Regions from separate parts of the Homo sapiens genome. Here regions 2 and 3 are each linked to region 1. The links are chromatin loops, found by intact Hi-C in ENCODE. Cell type or tissue: heart left ventricle. All regions are shown on one strand. Links, peaks and the distances in the headings refer to the core of each region. The heading gives the core; the rest is flanking DNA.

What was found. A loop is a pair of places that touch in the nucleus more often than their neighbours do. Peaks named below come from ENCODE experiments on the same cell type or tissue, not always from the same donor. Only the 100,000 strongest peaks of a DNase experiment are listed, where the experiment ranks them.
Region 2: it touches region 1 in a loop (11-fold over the local background); 107 of 110 quality-filtered maps call a loop at or near these places.
Region 3: it touches region 1 in a loop (7-fold over the local background); 50 of 110 quality-filtered maps call a loop at or near these places.

What each region holds. Positions count from the first base shown.
Region 1 is chr11:19,560,584-19,568,832 of GRCh38, reverse strand. It overlaps a transcript of NAV2 not described here. Among named protein-coding and RNA genes, the nearest start is that of MIR4486, 11 kb to the left of the region's middle. In heart left ventricle, for the core only: a CTCF peak has its summit at 4,641 (motif pointing left); DNase peaks (open chromatin) are centred at 4,282 and 4,612; H3K4me3 peaks cover 703 bases; H3K27ac peaks cover 888 bases.
Region 2 is chr11:19,738,854-19,747,102 of GRCh38, reverse strand. The region is part of intron 1 of NAV2 (neuron navigator 2); the gene reads right to left. Among named protein-coding and RNA genes, the nearest start is that of MIR4694, 17 kb to the left of the region's middle. In heart left ventricle, for the core only: a CTCF peak has its summit at 4,199 (motif pointing right); a DNase peak (open chromatin) is centred at 4,222.
Region 3 is chr11:19,804,664-19,812,912 of GRCh38, reverse strand. The region is part of intron 1 of NAV2 (neuron navigator 2); the gene reads right to left. Among named protein-coding and RNA genes, the nearest start is that of MIR4694, 49 kb to the right of the region's middle. In heart left ventricle, for the core only: a CTCF peak has its summit at 4,188 (motif pointing right); no DNase peak of the experiment used is centred there.

The DNA of each region.
Region 1 (8,249 bases), core at 1,736-6,735:
GAATTAGAGAGACCTCACCTTTGCATTCTCAGAGTGTGGCCAACGTGAATGGGGAGGTGACGTTAGCAGCACAGACTTGGGTTCTGAGACCTGGCTCAGCCTTATGTAACTAAGACCTTGGGCAAGTGCTCACCATCTTTGCTCCCCTTCCTTCAATGGGGGACTAAAGAACCGGGACTAGACCTACCTGGGAGGTGCTTTCATAAGAAGTCAATGAGATCAAGTCTGTGAAGTGCTTAGCAGGGTCTGACACAAACAGTGCTCCAGGAGAGAGCCTCTTATGCTCTGGACTTCTGGGTCAAGTTGGCTTTTGCCACTGTAAAGATCCATCTGTACAGCTTGGACATCCAGAACTCACAATCACAATCCAGAACTGGGCTCCAGACACACCCTCACCTCTAACTCTGCCTGCTCCATGTCCTTCCTCGAGTGTGAATCCTCCCAGGCTTCACATTGATTCCACAGCCCAAGTCTCTCACGTCTAGAGCCTCTCTCAGGGTCTCAGTACTGGAGCTCATTTCTACAAAAACTATTTTTACTGGGCATCCTTGCCTGAGCCTAGAGATCTCTGAGCCCCCAAAGACAGCCCTGGTGGCCTCCTAAGCTTCACAGAGTGATACTCAAAGGAAGAATGTGAGCTGTGGCTTGTGCCAAAGCCTAGAGAAGAATGTGCCAGGCCAAGGGAACAACAGGGGCAAATGGGCACAGGCACTGGTTCTCTGACTTGCTCATTCATGTTTCATCCATTCAACATTTACCGAGCACCTACTGTGAGCCAGGCGCTGCATCAGCTGCAGGATCACAGCTGTGAACAAGCACCTGCCCTCAGAGAGTGCACAGCCAGGGGGAGACAGAATATGAAATATGAAGTTACACTATAGTGTGATCGGTGTTAGGATGCGAGGGTACACAGAGCCCCTGACTGGGCATGAGGCAGGGTGTATGCAGCCTGGGGAGAAGGTCAGTGATGGGAGACCCCTCGGAAGGAGGAACTTTAACCTGAGCATGACTGTGAGTAGGTTCCTGGAGGATTTTCTTTTTGAAAGAGAGGGTAAAGTGAGGAAATGAGTTCCAGATTGCAGAATAGCCTATGGAAAGACCTAAAGACAAGGAAGAATGTGGTCTATCAGAGGGACTGAATTAAGCTCCAGGGCTGGAGGTTAAAGGGCCATAGTGAGATGTCTGAGGGCCAAGGCTGGGGACAAAGGGGGGCCTGGCTCACCAAGAGTCTTAGAGCTACAGTGCAATGGTTAAGCTCACAAACCAGGGAGGCAGAAAGCCTAGAATTAATGCCCTGTTCAGCCACTTACTAGTTGTGTGACCTGGGGCAAATCACTCAACCTCTCTGGACAGTGCTGATGGGAAAAGAGAGAAGGGAATAAATGTGAGAACATTACAGAAATAAATCTGCAAGATGACTTCAGGGAACCATATACATTGGTCCAAAACATTGCATGGAAAGCCTCAGTTTTGCTCTCTAGTGGGTCGGTTGTCCCCTGGGATCACCACTTAGGATGCAAACTACACTTCCCTTCCACAGCCCTGGCCTCCAATCCTCACCCAGTGTGGATCACTGGCCAGCCTTTCTTTCTTTGGCTGCAAGAAGTCCACAGTCAAAAGTGAAAAGAACCAGTTGCACCCGGTCATCCTGTCCCCGGCAATAGCTGGATGTTCAAGAGAGGAGAAAAAGAAGTATCTGTGAAGCTGTCAGCAGGGAAATTCTGGAACATGGTGGAGACAGAAATATTTACTTTGCAGGGATAAATATTACAGAAACAGCCCTCCATCATCCAGTCTCTGGTCTAATGTAGATTTCTCGTTCCAGAAAGGTATCCTTATTGCCTGCAAAAGTGACAGCTGCAGAAAGTGTAGACCTTTTTCATAAAACAAATAAATGCAAACAAATAAACATAATATATGGAAGATTCTTTCTCACAGGCAATGGTGAAAATACATGGATTTGAGTTAGGCCTTTGTGGGTGTGTCTTTCAGATCCTTGGTGACCATGGGCCAGTTATCATGCCCCTCTAGACCTTAGTTTCCCTGGATGCTGGACAGAGCATATGTAAGTATCTTCACAACATGGCTGTGAGGATGGAGTGTGCCCAGGATAATGTCTGGTGTTTCATAAATATGGATTCTCTGTCTCATACTCATCTTCCTCTCTATAGCATGAACTTCCTACATAACCGGCAGTTCTGGAATATCTGAATCCACAAGCAGCTCCAACCAGCTGCCTGAGCTCCCTGTCTCAGGCACAGGGGTGGCTGCCAAAATGACACAAAGAATCTCAGTAACTGAGCCAAATGGCGTTTGCAAAACTCCTCAAGTTTATGGATCACCTTGAAGTTAAAGGTGGAATTTAGTCATGGTCTCCTTTTGACTCAGAGAGATCTTTACAAACTGGAGATCATTTGCTTGTCTGTAACAACTGCACATTAAAATGACCACCTTGGGCTGGGAGTGGTGGCTCATGCCTGTAATCCCAGCACTTTGGGAGGCCGAGGTGGGTGAATTGCTTGAGACCAGGAGTTTGAGACTAGCCTGGGCAACATGGTGAAACCCTGTTCTTACCAACAGCAACAACAAAAAAAATTAGCCAGGTGTGTTGGCGTGCACCTGTAGTCCCAGCTACTCAGAAGGCTTAAAGGTGGGAGGATTGCTTGAGCCCCAGAGGTTGAGGCTGCAGTGAGCTGTGATGGTGCCACTGCACTCCAGCTTGGGTGACAGAGCGAAGCCCTGTTTCACAAAAAAATAAAATAAAATAAAATAAAATAAAATAAAATAAAATAAAATAAAATCTCCTTGGATAGCTCTTCATGCTGCAGCCCAGTGTCCTGCGGTCTATCCATAGGTTGCTGACATTACAATTCACCAGTGCAAATGAGAGCAAGCCCAGAGCTCCAGAGGAGAAACACGAAGTCGCAAGTTCTTTTCCTCCAGCTGCCATTGGATGCCAGGCCACATCGAGCATTTCGTCTTTAGATGGCGAGACAGCCAGGAGGAAAATTGAAATGTCTGCACAGTGTTGTGTACATTGCATGACAGTGTCTTTGAAAAGCACATCTCATTGGGTGCACACATGTTTGCACACAGACATGGTTTATTTTAATGGTGTATTCAAAGCAGGGAGTGGGCTGTAGTAGTCATTTTACTGGCATTAATTTCTGTGGAAAAAAAAGGCGGGCTGTCAATTTATCACCATAGGAAAATCAATGAAATTTGAGCTTATTCCAGATACCTATGAAAGGGGTGGTTAAGGGAGAGATCAGTGATGCATGTAGCCCTTCCTCAGATGTCCTGACTCCTGGGTTCCTGGGAGCAGAGCCTAGCAAAGAACTGGTGTTTTCAAGACTGCTAATTACAAGCAAATCTCAAATTCAGAATGTGATCAAGCCACTACCGAAGCTCTCACCAAAGGACTCTTGGATGAAGAGGGAGGAGGGGACCTTTAATTGGAGAACAAATGGGAATTTGAATAATTTGAAAGATTAGGGAAATAGGAGAAGAGTACTTCCAAGGGTTTCGAGGCAGTGCGGAGTAGGAAGAAAAGCATGGGCTTTAACCTCAGCCACTGGGCTTTACAGATTTGATTGATGTAGGAGTAAACATATGTAAAAGGACAGCGATGGATCCCGGCAACATACTGGGCACACACTAGGCGGCCGGTGCCATTATTACCTTTTTCTGGAGAGGGGGCAGGCAGGGTCTCACTCTGTCATCCAGACTGAGTACAGTGGTGTGATCTCGGCTCACTGCAACATCTGCCTCTTGGGTTCAAGAGATTCTCCTGCCTCAGCCTCCCGAGTAGCTGGGATTACAGGCATCTGCCATCACTCCTGGCTATCTTTGTATTTTTTAGTAGAGGTAGGGTTTCACTATGTTGACCAGGCTGGTCTTGAACTCCTGACCTCAGGTGATCCGCCAGCCTCTGCTTCCCAAAGTGCTGGGATTACAGGCGTGAGCCACCACGCCCGGCCCAGTGTCATTATTACTTTTGCTGCTCATTGGCTGCGTGGCTCTGAGCAAGTCACCCGACCTCTTTGGGCCTCAGCCTTCCCCTCTGTGACATGCTCCTGGGGAGCCCGGTGGGAGGTACAGAATAGCACACGGTGGGCACTCAAGCGGCGGCGGACCTCCCGGCCCCCTGATTTCTAGGGGACGGCAGGAAGGGAACTAGAGGGCAGGTCTGGACACTCAGGCCCCGCCCCGCCCCTCAGCCCCTCTCGCTAAGTCTGGTGAGGCACCTCACGCAGTTGCTCCTCCAAATGGAAAAAGAACACGACGCCCAGATCAGAGCTCTGCCAAGAGTCTCCTTAGAAAGGCCCGGCAGCCAGCACTCTGCCGAGGGCCTGCCAGAGCCCGACTGGGTGGTGAAAATAAAATTAACAGCTAATGAGCCGCTTCCTGAGGCTTCAGGGAAGAGCCAGTGTCAGCCAGCGCAGGGTCTCACTTTTTGAGCAATTAGAGGAAAAGCAGGATTCTGTCTTGTGAGCATCACCAGATATTCCTGTCCACAGTGGGGGGAAAATTCGAGAAGAAACGCTGATCCCAGCCTCAGCCCATTCCCCCAGAGAGCGCCCCACCCTCAAGGATCACCAGCGCTATGCCCTGAAATGTGTTTATGCTTCCCCCTGCTGGTGGCTCTTGTCACTGCACTCCCCAAAGCCCCCGCCACAGAATGGGTAGGCCAGGCTTCTCACAGCCGCTCATCTTCCCTGGAGGGGTAGGGGTCGGGGGTTCAGGTGGGGACGGGCTCCTGATTGCAGAGGCTGCAGCTGGCCTCCATGTGAACAGGTGAAGACAGGGAATGTATCTAAAGAACGACATTACAGTAGCAGCTAATATTTATTTGTTCAATATTTAATTTATTAAATATATTTGCTTTGCTTTAATTGATTTGCTTAATATTTATTTGCAAGGTGCCAAGCCCAATGCTAAGCATTTTTCCTGCTTTACCTCCCTTAACTCTCTCAATAACCCTGTGAGGTAGTTATTACTATTCTCTTCATGTTACAGGAGGAGTCTGAAGCTCAGGCATGCTGAAGTTCATACATCTGGTAACTGGCAGAGCCCAGATTTGAACCCAGGCAAGCTTAACTCCAGATCTTCCATTGTAGTGGCGGTTCTCCAACTTTTGGGGGCATGTGAATCGCTTGGGATACATATTAAAATGCCCCATAGACCCGGGATTCAATGGGTCTTGGGTAAATAAAGCCCAGGACTCAGCATTTTAACAAGCACATTGGTGAATTCTGGTGTAGCTGATTAATGGATGCTACTTCAAGATTTACTGCAGCCCACCAGGTGCATCCCGATCCAAGGGCTCAAGTAGCAACCAAGGTGTTCATTTTACTTTACAGTTGTTACAGACAAAAATCGACTCTGGTCTATAAAGGTCCCTCTGTGTCAAAAGGAGACCATGACTAAATTCCACTCTTAGCCTCAATATTCACAAAGATCTAGCCTAAGTGTAATGGGGTTCCGACTCCTGAGTCCTGGCACCCAACTCTGTATTACTGGTAGAGCTGTGTTTGGGAAGAGAGACTGGGGAAGTGATGGAGAGCTGGTAGGGAAGGTGTTGTCCTGACTATTGGGCAGGCGTGGGAAATTCACTTCTTTTCCCTGGTCTTGGTTTGTCCATCTAAGCAATGAAAAGATTTCGGATCTTCTCTAAATTTTGAAAATTCTATCTGCCCACAATCCAAACTTTTGTATTTCTTTTGTTTTCCTGAGAGCTCTCATAGCAATCAAACTGAGCTATCCAGTGTCCCAGCTTCTGCTTTCTGATAGGTCCAGATGTTAATTGGGTCTCTGCTGGTAATGTATTTAATACCTTCTCTAGGTAGGTGAGGTGTCTTGGCAGGGCCTACTCCATGTTTTGAAGGTGACATTATTTTAGGACCCAGAGAAAACTCATGAGATTAGATGGATAGACAGAGATTCCTTGACATCTTACTGACCACACCATTAATACATATGATTGGCTCTGAATGGAACTTGGTTATGAAGCAACCCTGTCTTGTAGGTGCTACTGATGCAGATCTATAGACTAGGAGACATAAAACCTGGGCTCTGACCTGAGAACTATTGCTTTAGTGCTGCGTAAATCCACACCAGCACAGGGCCTTCATTTTTCTCTTCACAATGAGGCATTAGGCTTTGTGGTACATGGTCCCTTTCTTCCTGGATTCTGAGATGTATTAGATCAGCCAGCTCTGGGCAAGCCATGTGTCAGAGGTCTAATCCCTAATCAAACATCTTAGAATCCTATTCTGTTGCTGATTTAGTGCCTAAGCTCCAGGGCTGTCAAAACTTGAAACTGAAAAAAAAATATGAAGAGTCAAAAACATTAAGTGAAGACCCAATCCATGTCTCAAAGAGAGAGTTTATTGTAAGTATCTTATCCTGCCCTAAAGGATGCCCGGAGCCCCCAGAGATGCCCCAAAAGCTTGAGGCCCCAGGGGCTACTCTGCTTGTCAACAAGACTTTCCACCCTCTGAGAGCGGATTTGCCCCAAAGGGTTGGTGGTCAGGCATAATAACTTGATTCTGTCATGATCCACCTCACAGGCAGGTGCCGTCTTTCTATATATGGATGTTGCGAGACTAAATGAGAAAATATAGATAACACTTGGCACAGTCAGAGTTCTGTAACTGTGGATTGTTGTGATGGTTTTTGTTATTTTTACTAGTTAATCCTTATAAGGGTATCTGTAAAATGGGTATATTACCACTGCCAGGGAAATGGTTGGAAGATTAAATGAATGCAGTGTGGAGGCACGAGGCCCTCACCCCCAGAGGCTTAGTGCCTGCATCTCTGGATGGGGTGACACCCAGGCCCATCAATGGCAGGAGAGAAGAAAAGCCTGAAGTAGAAAAATGTTGGAGACCTCAGCCCTCATCTCCAGGAGCCCCCTTCATCATCCCCAGGGATGGTAGCCTGGGGCAGTGGGGCAGGATCTCTTCTTAGCCAAGGCCCAGTGGCAACCGTAACTGAGCCAGACTTGCAGGCTGTGGAGCCTTGGCCAAGTCACTTAACCTCCCTGAGCCTCAAGGGGGTTAAAACAGAGTGCAAGGCAGAGGTCCCATTCAAGGAATTCAATGCCAAGTGGTATAAGAAGCAGAAATCTTAGGAAGGGCTTCAGATAGCCACAGGCTATGGAATTTGGGATCCGTGGCAATTTAACTTAGATCTCAGGGAGTCCCCAAACACATATCTAAATTAAACAGAGTGATGAAGATAATTAACTTACTGATATCTAGTAATAATAGGTGCTTACACAATGTTCACTGATTAACAAGAGAAATTTACTGAATATATTGTACTAAATAGCTGATGAAAGCAAGGTCAAGTTCAAGTGGCCTTTGCTATAAGCCTTGGATTTCTGAATTTCATATATGTATGTGAAGGTTGAGGCTAGCAAACACAAGGGCCAGACAATTTCCTGATTTTCCCAAAATAACAGGTGGGCCCAGCAGTGTCCCCCTTCCCTGGTTTCCCGCCCGACTCTCCGTGACTGGTTAGGAGACGCTGCACCCAGATATCCGGCTTCACTCACAGCTGACCACACTGAGCAGTACCGTCATGTGAACAGAATTAGTCATCATTTTGATGAAAGTGAACAATCAAAGGAAGAAGACCCAACACACATTCTGTCTTTTATCTTCTATCAGAAATGCCTCTTTCTGACCTTAGAGACCCAAGCTGAAATTTAGAATCGGAAGGGATGGTTGAGGTCATCCATCCAGAATTTGCCAGGTGTATTCAGAAGAACACTGGTCTTAACGGAAAAAGAGGGTCTGAGGTCAGGGAAGTTTGGAAAACATTGCACATATATCCTTTCCTGCCCTTTGAAATTCACTATGCAGCCAGGCACTTAAAACTCTTGGAAGAGTCCTGAAGAAAGAAGCCTGTTCAATTTTGTTTAACCCAGAGTTTCTCAAACTTATTTATCTTTGGGACCTTGCTGTTGATGCACTTTCCTCTTGCCCACTTAGTGTGTACTGACATGAGCATTTCTTCTATCTGGTCTACTCTATTCATTCCCAGTATAGCTGTAGTTCCTGAAGTCACCTGAATGTGCAACCCATTATCTAGACCAGACACTCAGAAAGATGGAGTAGCTTACCTAAGGCCATATAGCTAATTATTCTTAATAGTCATAAACCAATATTTGTATAGCAATAAAGCTCATATTTGTACAGTGCTTTAGAGTTTTCTATAAACTTATATTCACAGCATGTTGT
Region 2 (8,249 bases), core at 1,272-6,271, 180 kb before region 1:
AACACATGGACACAGGAAGGGGAATGTCACACACTGGGGACTGTTGTGGGGTGGGGGGAGGGGAGAGGGATAGATATTAGGAGATATACCTAATGCTAAATGATGAGTTAATGGGTGCAGCACACCAACATGGCACATGTATACATATGTAACTAACCTGCACGTTGTGCACATGTACCCTAAAATTTAAAGTATAGTAATAATAAAATTAAAAAAAGAGTGTTCAATAAAAGGTAGACAGTGATAATCTTCATGTTTTTTTTTAAGCCGGGACAGACATGATGAGAGAATCTTGCAGCCCCTTGCAATCAGGAGTACCAATTTTAGGGGGCATCCTGGACATTATCTTATTAACACTGTGGATGGGGCAATACGAGGTGAATGAGAGCAAGATTCAAAAAGAGAACATGGGGGCATGTGGCAAAGGGGTTAGAAGAATCAGAATGCAGAAATCAGATACAATTTAAATTAAAAAGGAATAAATCCATTTCAAATTGCCCTATCCATAACTACTTATTCAATCCACCTTCTTTTGATCAATCCTCCTTCCATGCCCTTCTAGCGTTCTCCTCATTAATGACAGTAAACATGCTCCATAAATAAAAAGTGTAGTTGAGAGGTAATTAATGCTGGGCAGTCTAATTCTGAATTTCCAATCATGCTCTACTTACATTAAAATAAGATTGGAGGCATGTGTGACAATCAAATTTACTCTAGTTAAAAAAAAACATACAAACGCATACTGAAGTCAGTTACTTGGGGAGAGATTTGGGAACCACGGCTGCAATTAGCTTCCATATGCCACCCAAATATGTTGAGCTCCACTTGTGCACCTGTCAGGATGTGACACTGTCAGCATGTCTTCTGCAATGCCACACATATGAGATGTTCAGGGACAAAGATATATCATGAGATCCAGCAGAACCTAACTGTGCTGGAAGCTGTGAAGTGGGCCGAGGCTGCATTTGACCTGACCCTATGATTCTATTTCTTACTAGCTTTGTGTTTTGGACAAATCACTTCTCTTCTCTGTTTTAGTGTCTTCATTTCCCTAATCTGTAAAATGGGCATAATATTTTAAGAAAATCATGTTGATAAAAATGCTTTGGAAACTGCAGGATTCTGCAGTTGTTAGTAAATACGGTCAGCCCTGATCCCATCCAAATGTTGCCCAGTGCTTTATGTCAGGGGTCCCCAGACCTTGAACCATGGACAAGTACCATTGTATGGCCTGTTAGGAACTGGGCTGCACAGCAGGAGGTGAGTGGTGGGCGAGTGAGCATTACCACCTGAGCTCTGCCTGTCAGATCAGTGGTGGCATTAGATTCTCACAGGAGCGTGAACCCGATTGTGAACTGCACATGCGAGGGATCTAGGTTGCACACTCCTTATGAGAATCTAATGCCTGATGATCTGAGGTGCAAAAGTTTCATCCCGAAACCATATCCTGCATCTCTGTCCATGGAAAAATTGTCTTCCACAAAACTGGGTCTTTGGTGCCAGAAAGGCTGGGGACCACCGCTTTCTGTGATAGCCGGCTACCCCCAAGAAAGATTGTATTTTACACCTTTCCAGTGTCAAAAGCCAGGGGCAGGAATGGTGACAACATGTAGGGAAGCAGGTGTGTGGAGGGCTACTCTGGGGACAAAATCGAGGGCCAACTTACCCATTAGGCAGAGTAGGCACAATGCTTAGGAGCCAAGATAGTTTTAGGGGCCCAAGGAAATGTTGTAATTTGTTTTTTAAACCAGAAGGATGAAATGGATACAATTTAGCCTGGATTATATTTGTCTTTTGCAAATGCAGTCATAAAATAAACACCTGAGCTTTCTGGAGACAATGCCACAGGTCAAGGAATGAATGAGAATTCCAGACACCATGACAGGCGGAAAGGGGAGATTCCTGAGGGGGACAGGATCATGAGCAGTTTCTGGGTGCCTCTGAAATCATGTCTTCTCAGCAACTGTCCCACATGACTACTGGACTCATCTTCCATGTGGAGATCATTTCTACTCCTAGTGCTGGTGACAGTACAACCCTGCTAGAGAGCGATAGGGAATATTTAGTAAAATCTAAAAAGCATGTACTTTGATCCAATAATTATGCTTTCAGGAGTCCACCTATCTTACAGTCCTATATGGGAAACTGTGCAAAAATAGAGGTGTAATCAGCACATTGTTCATGACGGCAAAAAATCAGGATAACCAAAATGCCTACCAGGAGGACAATGGCCATATAATAGTCTACAGTGCAGAGTTAAGAGAAGGCATTTGACATCTATGTCAGGAGATGCCTAAGAGATGATGATGCATGAAAGAAGACCTCTGTAGGATGGTGAGGATGGTGAAATTCCAACTGGAGTAAAGAAAGGATAGATGTATTTGAATATACTTGTTTTTGTACAAATTTTCTGGAATGATGCACAAGAAACTGTTCATAGAGGTGATTTCTGAGACAGTGGGGTGAGGTTGGTTGGAGAAAACATGAGTGTTTTCTATTCCTTTTATACCCATGTCACAAATCTTTAAAAAAAAAATCCACAGATATTACCTTTTAAATTAAAAGTACTGATTGAAGCCATAAGCAGAGAACTAATTATGGGTTTACCACAATTAGTGGTGCTCCTTCCTCCATCCTCAGCCATGTTCCCTAACTCACTGTCTCTCTAAATGGGCCCCACATGAGTGGTGTCAGAACTAAACCTTCTGGAGGTATTTAGGACAGGGAGATGGAAGGAGTGACAGCCAACAGCTGGCACTGGGGAGTGTTTCAATGGGTCTCTGGCAAAGTGTGCCATTGGCATCCTCTACTCTGCACAGTGAAGGCCTGCAACTCATCCCTAGGATAGGCCTTCACTCCAGGTCTCTTTCTGGAAAGTCTTTCACTCTTAAACTACACAAAGGCAAGCCCTAGAGGCAGAAGTATGGGTTTAAAACCAAGCTCCCACTTCACTAAGTGACTGAACCTCTGTAAGCCTCAGTTTCTTCATCTGTAATATGGGAACAATCACACCACACTTCCAGGGCTTCTTTGAGGAAGAGATGAGATAATCTCTGTGAAAACATCTTGTACCTTATCTAACACATATTAGGTGCTCAGTAAACCAACTGTATCTGAGGCCAGTGGAGGGGAAGCATACTACAACCCAAATAGGACTCCTCCTCCGAGTACCTGTGAGATGGGCTTAGCATTAGGGCCTGAGGATTGGGATGACCCTGGCCTGACCCAAACCTTCCATGCCAGTGGGGTAAGTAGACACTCCAGGCTCTTTGGGCTGGACCAGTCCAGACAGCTGCCTGGGCAGGACAGTGAGAAGCTGCCGGGATGACTGCCCAACTCTGAGCACTAGGCTCTTTGTCTATCATCAGAAGGGATGAGCTAATGCTTTGTGTCCAGGTCCAGATACCGTCACATTCCTGGGGCTGGAGAGGTAGCTCTAGGCTAAGCCCAGCACTTTTTTGTGGCCTCGCCTTGGAATTCTGCATCTTGTCCTTCATTGAGACCCAGAATGTTGTCCTTTGGGGAAACCCAGACACAAGCTCCTCATGCCTAGAACTGACAACTGCAGGCACTAGGCATTCCCACCTGAAGCTACACTTGTGTGAGCAGACTGCAGGCAAGACCCAGGAGGGAGAAAGCACCAGGAACTCACAGCACGGGTGGAAGACCCCAGTGCTTCACCCACCCTGGAGATATCCTGGGCCAGCAAAGAGGGAGTAGCTCATATCCATTCCTTCTGCCATCTGTCTTGTTGCTAGGCTTGGGTAGTGGTTGGTTATGCTAGGCCAGACCCCTGACTCCCAAGTTCAGAAGTACTGGCCTCACTTTGGAGCTGCAACAGCTATAACCACCACCTCTCCACCTGTAGGGTCCTTTGCAGTTTATAAAGCCCTTCATAGGAGCCTCACAGTGGCCTTATGAGTAAATGTTGAGGATCTCCACCACATTTTAGATAAGAAACAAGTTCACATAGGTTGTCATTTGTCCAAAATCCCAAATAGGGGGAGTAGAATTTGAACCAAGGCTACACAACTCTCACAGTGCTCTTTCTCCTAAACCCCACTGTTCTTCCTTCTCTAATCTTGGTTTTGCCTTCCGCACTGTGAGCAGGTAGAAGTGGACCTTCAATTCCCAGGATGCTACAAACTTTGACATCTTTAATAAGACACTACAGAAGTCTCCATGCATGTGTTGCTGTGAAACGCCACCAGGTGGCAATAGTAGCCACAGCTTGCCAGGACAGCCACCAAAGTGGACAGGAACATGGGCCTGTCTGCCTGTCTGTGCCTTCCAGGTACAGCAGTGCAGAGCTGCAGCTTCTAATCCACATGTGGACTGGCTTGGACAAGGGCAGAGGTGGCTTTTAGATTTCCTGCCCATCTGTGCATCAGGACTGAAGGATTCCTGCTCCCACTATCTAGAGATGGGCAGAGCTGATACCAGGCTGTGCCCTGGTACAGGGGAACCAGCCCTGTAACCTCCCTGGAACCAGTGCCTCATCCACATAGGCACCAAGCAGAACAAGGAGGCATGAACTGCCAGCCACCAGCTCTTACCTGGAGCGCCTCACGTAGTGGGTAGCAGGCAGTCCATGAGTCTTCCTTGCAAACCACACCCACACCCTTGCCAATCCCAGAGCTAGATGATGACCATGTGTGAAATTTATTCTGGCCTTAAAGTAGCTGTTTATTGGGCACTAACTATGTGCCAGACTCTGTGTTAAGTGCCTTGCACTTGTCTTCTTTAATTCTCACAAAGAATGTATGAGGCAAGTACTTTTATCACCCTTGTTTTACAGATGAGGAAATTGAGACTGAAAGAGGTTAAGTAACTAGCCCAAAGTTACAGGAGGTAGGAAGTGGTAGAGCCAGTATTTGACCCCAAGTCCCGATGACTGCTGAGTCCATGGTCTTCCAAAAATGTTTGGTTGGGCTGGAGTATAAGGGGCTCAGGAGGGGTGAAGGGGAGAACAGGTGTATGACAAGGTGCTCAACATCACTAATCATCAGGAAAAGGCAAATGAAAACTATAGTGAGATGCAGATATTACCTTACACCTGTTAGGATGGCTATCATCCAAAAAAAGTCAAAAGATAACAAGTGTTGGCAAGGATGTGGAGAAAAGGTAACCCCTGAACACTGTTTTTGGGAAAGCAGGCATTATGAAAAATAGCATGGAGGTTCCTCAAGAAATTAAAAGTGGAAATGCCGTATGACCCAGCAATCCCCCTTCTGGGTATATACCCAAAGGGAATGAAGTCAGCACCTCATAGACATATCTGCACTCCCCTATTTGTTGCAGCATTATTTGCAATTGCTAAGATATGGAAACAACATAAATGTCTATCAACGGATAAATGGATAAATAAATTGTGATATATATATATATATATATATATATATATATATATATATACACACACACACATGATACATACATACACAATGAAATATTATTCAACTTTTACAAAGAAGGAAATCATGCCATTTGCATCAACATGGATGAAACTGCAGGACATTAGGCTAAGTGAAATAAGCCCAGACACAGAAAGAAAAATACCGCATGATCTCTCTTATATGTGGAATCTTTAAAAAAAAAAAAAAAAGAAAGAAAGAAAGAAAGCCAGGCTCATAGAAGCAGAGAGTAGAACAGTTGTTACCTGAAGTGGGGGAGGGAAGTGGGGGAAAGAATGGGGAGATATAGAACAAAGGGGACAAAGTTGAAGTTCTGTGGGATAAATAAATCTAGAGATCTAAAGTGCAGCATGAGGACTATAGTTAATATTATATTGTATGCTGAAAATTTTCTAAGAGAGTAGGTTTTAAGTACTCTTACCACACACATAAAGATACTTATATGAGATGATGGACATATGAAATTGCTTCCCTGTAGTAATCATTTCACTATGTACAAGTATATGAAAACAGATTGTACATCTTAAATTTATACAATTAAAAATTAAAAAATAAAATCTGTAAGGGGGAGGCTAAGGCCATTTAGGAGACAGCCTTGATGTCAGAAAAGGTTACATTCCCATCTTTGAAAATGGTGCCATTGCAGGATCTAAACTCCTCTCACTTGATCTCTTGCTACAATCTCACATCCCTTCTACTGATAAGTCACCCAGACTGTTGGCTGCTATTGGAAGCAGCAGGAAGAAGAGGTTAGGAGTGTGGGCTCTTGGGCTCTAAGACCATAATACCTGGGTTACTAGCTGGGTGATCTGGAATGTGGCTGTGAGCTCTTTGCATCAGCTTCCTCATCTGCAAATGTAGATGATAACAATAGTAATAGTGTCTACCTTATAGGCTTTTTGTGAGGACTGGAGAAAACAATATATGTCACATGCTGATAACATGCCCGAGATACAGTAAGCACTCAATAAATGTTTGCTATTATTGCTGACTGGGCTACCAAAGGAAGTATTGTTTCTAGTTCAATTCCCCCATTGTACTCTTCCCCTCTGCAAAATATCAGTAAATCTCCTTGCCTGAATATGTCTCCTGTGTTCTTTTTATTTTTATTTTTATTTTTTTTTAGTATTTATTGATCATTCTTGGGTGTTTCTCAGAGAGGGGGATGTGGCAGGGTCACAGGATAATAGTGGAGAGAAGGTCAGCAGATAAACACGTGAACAAAGGTCTCTGTTTTCCTAGGCAGAGGTCCCTGTGGCCTTCGGCAGTGTTTGTGTCCCTGGGTACTTGAGATTAGGGAGTGGTGATGACTCTTAAGGAGCATGCTGCCTTCAAGCATCTGTTTAACAAAGCACATCTTGCACTGCCCTTAATCCATTTAACCCTGAGTTGACACAGCACACGTTTCATCCCCATGTCTTTGCCCACAATGTCCCCTTTACCTGGAATGCCACCTACCTACTTCTTTTGAATAAACCCCTTCACACTTCAGGGCCCATCATGAATAAGTACAGTTTGCCCTGGGTCTGTTCCTTGTATGTTTTACTGTCCGGAGATCCCTTCCAGCATGTCACAGGGTACTTTGTTTCTAGTAGATGCCTCCAAAGTGCGCAGTACAAAGGATTCCCCATCAAGCTCCCAGTGGCTGCCCTCCAGGGGGAGCCTGCTCGGAGTACGAATAAACAGGGAGAACCTTCCTTTCCCTCTCCAAGGAGAGGATAATACAGTTTCCCCTCCACTGTCCTCTTCAGATCTACTGTGAAATTTAAATTCATGAAAGCTGGGTTCTGAGCCTAAAAGCAAACACCAGGGCCCTCTTAGAAGTTCCTCCATCCAGCTTGGCCGAAGTCTGGAGCTGCCAGCCGCTGCTTCCTTCTTCAGAGGGCAAAATAAAGCATTTTTTCCTTAGGACACTACCAGTCTCCTCTGTTTCCATCACTGACTCCAGCAAAAGAGAGGTTTAGCTAGGGATTATAAACTCAAATTCCCATAGGGGCCAAGAAGCTGACCAGGTATAAGACATATGAGCATGGTGGATACTGTGGCTAACAGAGAACACTCTCTAAAATCATTTTTAAAAATTTTCTAAACCAATGTGCCAGATAAGCAAATGTCTCCACAGACCTGATTCAGTCTGAGGGCCATCAGCTACACCCCTCAGCTTAAAAATTCGCTACTGACCCTGAAAACAGGGGGATTCAGGGTCCCCAGCGTGACCTCTGAAGTAACAATTAAGGGGGACAGACCTGAGTTTACATCTCTGCTCTGTCATTTCCTGTGTGACCTTGGGCATCTAGCCCTCTCTTTACTCATTTCTCATCATTAAAATGCAAATAAAATGAGAATGCTCTAGGTTGCTACGATGATTAACTGAGAATATGAAGAGAGTAACACAGAATCTAGTATATATGAATGTTCAATAAATGATTTTAAATTTTACTGACCAAGTTGGGAGGATTACAAGGGAAGTGTGTAAGAGTTGTCTATGTATCTTCTTTTCTTTTTTTGACAGAGGGTCTCACTCTGTCACCCAGACTGAAGCCCAGTGGCACAATCGTGGTTCACTGCAGCCTCAAACTCCCTGGGCTCAAGTGATCCTCCCACCTTAGCCTGCTGAGTAGCTGAGACCACAGGCGTGTGCCACTATGCCCAGCTAATTTTTGTATTTTTTGTAGTGATGGCGTTTCACCATGTTGCCCAGGCTAGTGATTTGTATATGTTTCTAATTCCATTTTTCCATCTAATATTAGTTGTGTGTTTTCTCCAGCTTCTGCCTCTTCTCCCAGCAGGTACCAATACGTGAACCAGGGGACAGAAGCTAATTTACTGAGCTCC
Region 3 (8,249 bases), core at 1,272-6,271, 240 kb before region 1:
GGCAACTTCATGATGCAATTTGTGCAAGAGTTGCTTGCTGGACTGAATTCTGGTCTCCTCTTAAGATTGCCTTTTTTCATTGTGGACAGGACTATAGAAAGGCGATGGAAAAACTAAGCAAATCCAGAGTGGCCTGCTATGATCGCAGACAAATCCCACAGCCTGTAACCTTGAAGACAAAACTCTGGTATGCAGTGTTTAAATCAGGTGTTAAGGCCACATCTAGAAACTGCTCCAAGTAGGATGAAATGCAATATCTTTGCTCCACCTTAGGTCTACCTGTTACACTACCAAGGCATCTTAGGTCTTTCCTTCATATGACTCATTACTCTTGTAATTATTTAATTCATTCAGGTATTTATTGAGCACATACTCTGGTACTCTGATAATCTTAGAGGATTCAACAGTGTCTAAGGAAGTGCTCTCATGAGGCTTTATTCTACTGAGGATGAGAGGTAGGAGAGAGAGACAAAATGGTAATAAAAAATAAGCAAACTAATATTAGAGAATAATAAATGCTATGAAGATGCATTAGAGAGTGAATGGCCAGGAGTGGAGGGATAATGTGGTTGGGAAATCAAGAATGGCCTCTCTAAGCAGGTAATATTTGATTAGAGACCCAACTGATAAGAAGAGAGCAACCATGCAAAGGCTCAGGGGGTGGTTCTCCCAGACCAGCAGCATTAGCATGGCCTGGGAACTCATCATAAATGCAGATTATCAGGCCCCACTCCAGGCCTATTGAATCAGAAATTGTGGGGGGTGGCAGCTTAGCCGTGCAATTTGTGCAAGAGTTGCTTGCTGGACTGAATTCTGGTCTGCTCTTGAGATTGCCTTTTTTCAATGTGGACAGGACCATGGAAAGGCGATGGAAAAAATAATCAGCAGACTGGGTTTGAACAAGCATTCTGGTGGTCCTCATGCATACTACAGTCTGGGAACCACTAAGCCATAGGAAGACCATTCCAGGCAAAGGATTCTAAAGACAACGCGTATCTGTTTTGCTCACCACTGCAGTTCTCAGCCACTAGACCAGGGCATAGCACATAGTAGGAATTGAATAAATATTTTTTTTGACTGCTTACCAAGCTTAAGTACCATCCCCCTAGAATCCAGATAAAAATCACAAAAAGATAAAAATCACAAAAGGCTATCTGCATAAAACTTTAGCAAAAGCACGCAAAAAGGAAGAGGAGGCAGTCATTTACAATTCCAGGTGGCCAGTGGAAAGCTTTCTGTCATGCCAGAAACTGCCAGCCACTAAGAGCAACTCTTCCCAATCTAATAAACCTTGGCACCACAAGGTTGGCAATTAGATTTCCTGTAAAAGGCTAAATGTGGTAACCTTCTGCTTCCTGATTTTGAAACTCAGTAAGAAAGGCATTAGTGTGTGGCAGCTGGGATAATCATTTAATTGATCTTTTCCACCCATAGAAGCCTCCCTTCCCTGCTCCAACCCACTGACTTGTAAATCAATGTCACCTTCATTGTGAGCATGAAAAGGCAGGAAAAAACACCCCCCTTCCCAAACCAAATGGGAGTCAATTTCCTAATGAGGCCTGGGTGACACTCTAAATGGGTGCTGCCATTTCTCCCCCTCTGACCTCCTCCTTGGCCACCCACACAGCTCCATCCAGTCCAGTAGGAGAGCCCATGACATGCAAAGCAGAAGACAAGAGGCTTCCTACCAGCAGGAACTCCACAACAGAAAGGGTGTGGATTCTGATGTCAGCCGGACCTGATTCAAATCCCTGAACTGGATAATATTTAGAAAGCAACTAGACAGCCGTTTAGCATGTAGGAAGAGTTCGATAAATCACACACATTTTTCTCTTCCTCCTCAGTGTTGCTGTGTGTCATTCCACCCATTCATTCAACAAATATTTAATAAATACCTACAATGCACCCTTTCTGAGGACAGAATGATGAGCAAAACTGACACAGAGCCTATTGTCTTGAGGGAGTTGACAGATATTAATCAAATAAGGATGTCAAATAAAGATATTATAAAAAGATGCCAAAGGGAAACGGTGACAAAAGGTACAAAGGAGAAATATATGGCATTGTGACAGCCTATATTGGGAGAGTTCAATCTGTGTAGAGCTTATTAAAATACAGATGCCAAAATCCCAGGTGGGCATCTACCTCAACCTCAGGCCATAAGGCCCAGGCCCAGGTGTGTTTATTAACAAGCTTCACAGGATGTTCTCACTGTTGGAGTGAAAGCTTACAGATGAACAAAGATGGAAGGCTAGGATGAGCCATGTGGTAATGGATTAGAATTGAAGACTCTATAGAAACTAAAAACTGCTTTCAGTTTATAAACTATAGTATAGTTTATCAGTATAAATTACATACTGATCTATATAGCATGTCAGCGTAAAGGAATCTAGATAGGATATTCGTAGATACGTGTACATATCCTTGTTCTTTCAGCTGAAAAGTTCTAAAAATAACAACAGCCCAGTAGCAACAAGCAGATCTAGCCCCTGATCTTGGTTTCAATAGCATTCTCCAACCAAAAGAACCAGGGATCCTTGGAGAAATGATTCTTGGACTGGGGCAGGAAGAATTTAAAATAAGCCTGGAGCACAGTATAGTGCCAAAATGTAGGCATATATCCCCACTCCAAAACACAATGATGGAGTATGTCAAAGTGACACAGGAGCCAACTGAAAGAGCTCCCAATGGCCAAAGCTGACCAAGCTCAAAATAATTTGAGCAACAAAATAAGGTAGTATTGGATTATAAGTCAAAGTGTGAAATAATTGATACTGCCACAAAGAAATGATTGACTAAATAAATAGAAGAGAAAAATCTTCCATGTAAATAGAATTTCAAATAAAGTATGTAGATGTTCTGCTCTCAAGGTTAAGTGTGGGCTGCACAAAGAGTAAAACATGGAAAAAAGGGAAAGAGTAACTTTACAGTGAAGATACCGGCCAAACACTATCTCAGCCAGGTGATCGAGGTTAACATAAACATTAGCAAGTCATGTTGATAGCATGACCCTGATAGGATGGGATGAAAAATGTCACTTTACCTCTGTGTTCTTCCTCTCCAAAACCTACAACTTCAGTCTAATTAGGGGAAAAGCATCAGACAAATCCCAATTGGGGGGCAATAGCGATGATGTCCATTCTACAAAATATCTAACTATAACTTTTCAAAACCATTAGAAGCATCAAAAACAAGGCAAGTCTGAGAAGCTGTCAAGCCCAGAGAAGTCTAAGGATGCATGAGAGCTAAATGAAATGTAGTATCCTGGATGGGATCCTGAAACAGATAAAGGTCATTAGGTAAAAACTAAGGAAATCAGAATAGAGTATGGACTTTAGTTGATAATATTTCAGTGTGGGTTCATGGGTTCACTAACTAATATGTGAATATTAGTTGTTAATAATGGGTGGGGTATATGGCAACTTTCTGTACTATCAAATTTTCTGTAAAATTAAATCTAGTCTTAAAGTTTATTTTTTAAAAAAGAACAATTACAAAGCTCCATAGTTGACTATGGTGTGCAACCAGGTTTGAAAACCCAATTCTTAATCCTCCATGGATAACATGTGGATTTAGCCATTTCAAGGGCAGAATGCTAGCCTGATGTTTGATTTGAGATCAGAAAATTTCAGAAACTCTCATGTGTGTGTAAACACACAAACAACATACATGGGTATGTGAATATAAAGTTTATACCCTAGTTATTATGCACAAGAAATTCTTCCTGCATGCATGAATTTCCTAGAATACTCATTAGTAACTGTTCAGGATAAAAGGACTTAACAAAAAAGAAGCCATTCAAAACTCCAGGTTTTGCTTTGATCCATTCAAAAGGGCCATGAAAGAACTATTTGTGCCCAAACAATAAGTATTGGGAATCTCCAGTTAACAACCCTGAGCTCTAACTCAAAAGCTCCCATTTGTTTTTAGATAAAGATTCTGCATTTGGTTCTTCCTCACCATTAAAAGAAGGACTCAAAAATGCCAGAGGTTCCCTCAAGTTTACTTGATGTAAGACATTGTAATTAATAATCAATAAACTAGAAAACATCAGATCCTAAGAACACCAGTAGCAAAAAAATGTCTCCAAAATGAATTAAATACTCAATAACCCATGAAGTGAAGATTTATTTCTAAGGGGAAAAAAATATCCCCCATATGACTGGAAACATAAGCCAGGTTTTACCAGCAATAGGTGGCAGCATTTCTATTCTCTGGGCCACATTCTACATAATTGTACCAACTATTAATAGACAATAAAAAGACAATTGTTTTTTAAGGTCCTACCATAACTCTTGTTTTCCACTAGCAGATAAACTTGCTATAAATCTCTTTTGCCAGAGATAACAAACTCACATCTCTTCTTTTTTTAATAAATAAAAGAAAAAATAAAGTGACAAATTAATTCCTCCAAACTTAATAAAACTAATTTAATCATTTTGTGCAGACCATCTGCTTCATGGATGCAAATCTAACTGCATTTTCTACTGCCTGATAACTTGCTTAATTCAGTTAGCTCTTGTGACCCCGCTTTTGTGCTCAGTTCTCAATGGGACCTTTCCTTGGTGGCTTCTGACAGCTCCTAGTCAGGAGCTGACTGAGCTAGAGGAGTGTTCCCCCATGGAGTGGTGATGCAACCCCTCTCCAGCTGGTGCCCCTCAGTGAATGAAGTTTTAAAGAGGGCAGCTAAGATGGCTGGAGTTTTAGTGGAACTGAGGCTGGATAATGGGTACCACTGAGCACTTCCTATGTGCCACACACTAAGTCCTTTATATGTGTTTGCCACATTTAATCCTCACAATCTTAGACTTAGTTTCTGTGACTAGTCCTGTTTTTAAGAGAGGTTAAAACACTTGCTTAAGGACGCATAGCCAGGTCTCAATACCAAGCTCATCTCACCTGACAGCCACCTGCCACTATGAAGGTAATTCAGCATGACAGAGTGGCCACTCCTAAGTTGGCTTAAGCTGAGGCACCAATACCACAGTTAGTGGTTACCAAAGTAAGCAAGCACAGGACAAATATGCAAAATGCAGAATTTCAAGGAATATCAAAGAGTCAGTTTCACGACTTTTCCTGCTGTATCAGACGGAGGATAGAAAAACAGGTGAACGTGTAGAGAGAGAATTTTTTGAGAGGAGGTTATCATTGGAGAACACTGCTATGAGCACATCCTTTGCTCACCCAATCAAACCTAGTGGGTGGGTGAGAACTTCAGTGGGGTCACTGGGGAGCCTGCAGTGGATATCCCTGCAGTTAGGGATGCTGTGGCCTGGGGCCTGACTCCTGCCCTGAGAATCTAGAGGGAGAGAGAAGAGCATGGCTGATGGTTCAGTGGTAGCACCAAGGGATGGTTCCAGGCTGGGATTGGCCTGCAGCCCCCACCATTGGGGCAAGGAATTCAAATGTCTCATTGGAGAGAGTGTGCACATAGGTGCATTTTGGGTTCTAAAAAGGGACCCTAAATGTGCCCCAAAAAAGAAAGGCCCAGCTTTTAGCAGAACAGGAAACCAGCTCAAGAAGGCAGCATCTAAATAAGCATCTTTGTCTTCTGTGTAGCTCCCTGGGGGTGGAGCAGGAAGGTGAGGGTGGAGGAGGCCGGCTGTTTTCACTCTCCTGCTTCAGGGTTCTGACCAGAATTCCAGTTTGGAGCTTTGGTTTGTATTGTGGAAGGGATATTCTAATTTGTCATGTGAAACTATCTTTGCAAATTATCATGACCATGGGATTTTCTATGAATGAACAGAAAGGCCATGGGTTGCTAACGCATTTACCCCCATGGCAGGAAAACTCCACGGGCTTTGTCCGCAATGCACACATCACATTTGCCCCACATGCTGGTTACATGACTAGTCTCAATTCTAGCTGTGCATCAGAGTTCCTGGGGGAGCTTTTAAGAAACACAGATGCCTGGGCCTCATATTTGAAGTGTGCGAGTCAGTAGGTTTGGATGCCCATTTTTCTTTTCCCTTCAAGGGTCTCAAGAGGATTCTGATGCCCAGGCAGGGTTAGCTATCATATCACACTCTACATAGAGATATATAGATAATTATCTCCGAAAGAGGAAAGAGGGGCATTTCACTGACACCCAAGTTACTTCTTGATATTTAGAAAATCTATTATATGGTGAGTGGGACAGCGAGGCTTAAGTGTTCCCCAAAAAGGAGGGTCTCTAGCATTGCTTTTTCTAATTCACCAAAGCATCAGCATACAAAGCCTCTATGAGAATACCAAAAGAAATTCTCCATCCCCTCTTTAGAAATGAATCTCCACTTTAAAATAAAACAACTGAAATTCAGAGACACGATCTGGCCAAGGTCTAGTAGTTAACAAGAAGCAAAGCTGACATTCGACCAAGGTTTTCTGCTTTCAAAGACCAGGTTATCAATCATCATACCTTCTTCTTTCTAAGAATCAACACTGATATGAGAGATCAAGAGGTTCCATCTCCCTGGCCCCAGGCCTGATCATGTTCCAAATTTTAAGTTGAAGAAATGCAGGTACTTGAGATGAAAGGAATCTGATGACAACAGAAGTGACTGATGCAGGATAATTTCCTACACAGAACTGCAATGTCAAGGCCACTAAGAAATAGTTATCACTTACAATGTAATATCCCTTTGATGGAGAAACAGAAGTCAGGAAAGGAATATTTTCCAATGAAATGTTCACTGGAGAATTCAACCATCTATAAAATACATTAGGTTACAAAGCCAGAAGGAATCTTGCCTGACATTTTAGGGCCTTGTTTATTTTCATATAAGAGTGTGGGAAAGAAACTCTATAAAGATGGAACACTGGCTACCACACTAAAGCAAATTCAGCATGAATGAGCTTTAAAAATTGCATGTTCAATCAACTACTTAACTCCAAGTGACTGAGCTATCAGGGGACAAAATAAATAAATAAAAACCTCTGTAGTGAAATTCCAGGTTCAGAAATCAGACACGCATGGTTTCATGGAAATTATCCAGGCTTTGATTCTAGGCAGAAGTCGGTTTGAATTCTGGCTCTGTCACTTATGAACTGACCTGGTGACTCTGGGATAGCAGTTTAACCTTTTGACCCTCAGTGTTCTCTTCTGTGAAATGGAGATGTGAATGCTCTGGTTTGGAAGGATGTTGCGGGGATGAGAAGTACGTTTGGTAAAGTCCCAGCAGCCACAACACAAGCGTTCCTCAAGATTATCTTTTGAAGAACCTAGATAAACATGGTTAGATATTTCAAATAAATGGAAAGAGACAGCCTGATAAGGAAAGGCAGCTCACAGCTCATGAAATTTTAATGTCAGTGACAGTTCAGGTTTGGCCCTAGTCAATAGGAACCATAAATAGCTGTCACCTAATGGCCATGTCCTCTTGAAAATGGGTTATTCGTCTGAGTCCATCTCCCAGAGGACAGCTGCAAATACCATCAATACTGGCACTAAGCAACAGCCTTATTTATAGCCAAGGGACAGATTCCAAAGATAGAAGAAGCCATGGACGCCAAACCCCCATCTCAAAATTCTCATTCCTAGAGGACTGAGACGTGAGGCTGGAGAGTAGGTCTTAGAGGAATGCCTGTGACAGTGGAGAAACTGTTAATAAAAGTGACAAAAACTAAAAATAAGAAGAGGTCTGAAAAGAAAGAAGCCATGAGAGAAGAAAATGTAAGTGGTGCTACATATGCCTGGCTTTGCTGAATCAGCCATCACCCATCATTAAGACTGCCTCATCTCTCAGCTGACACTTAATCTTTAAAAATTGGAAGACCTGTCAGAATCTGTCAGCATGCATCCAGATTCAAATGAGGGCCAGAAAGTCTTCCTTTGGCCACCCCTGCCACGAAACCATTCCCAAGCACCTACAGAACCAAGTCCTACTTCCTTAACTTGACTTTCAAGAACTGCCACTTAAGCAGGTGCCCTGATTTCCCACTCCTCCCTTTCACTTCAGCCCAATTCAACTACTGGTGATTCCTCATAAAGACCCACCTCTTTCCAGCCTCTGGGCCTTTACTCCTGCAGTGGGAATGCACAGTCTTCATAAACTGGGATCCTACGGGTTTCTCAAAAGCACTGGGTTAGAATGCCACTCTTCACCCCCAAGTTTTCCTTGGCTTTTTCATCCAGTTTCTTACATGTCTTATCCCCTATTTCACATGTTAAATTCTCTAACAGCAGGATCTATGATCATTATCTCCATATCCCCTTGTAAGTTTCATGTCAACTCAAGTGCCAATAAATGTCTATCAGATGGATGGATGGA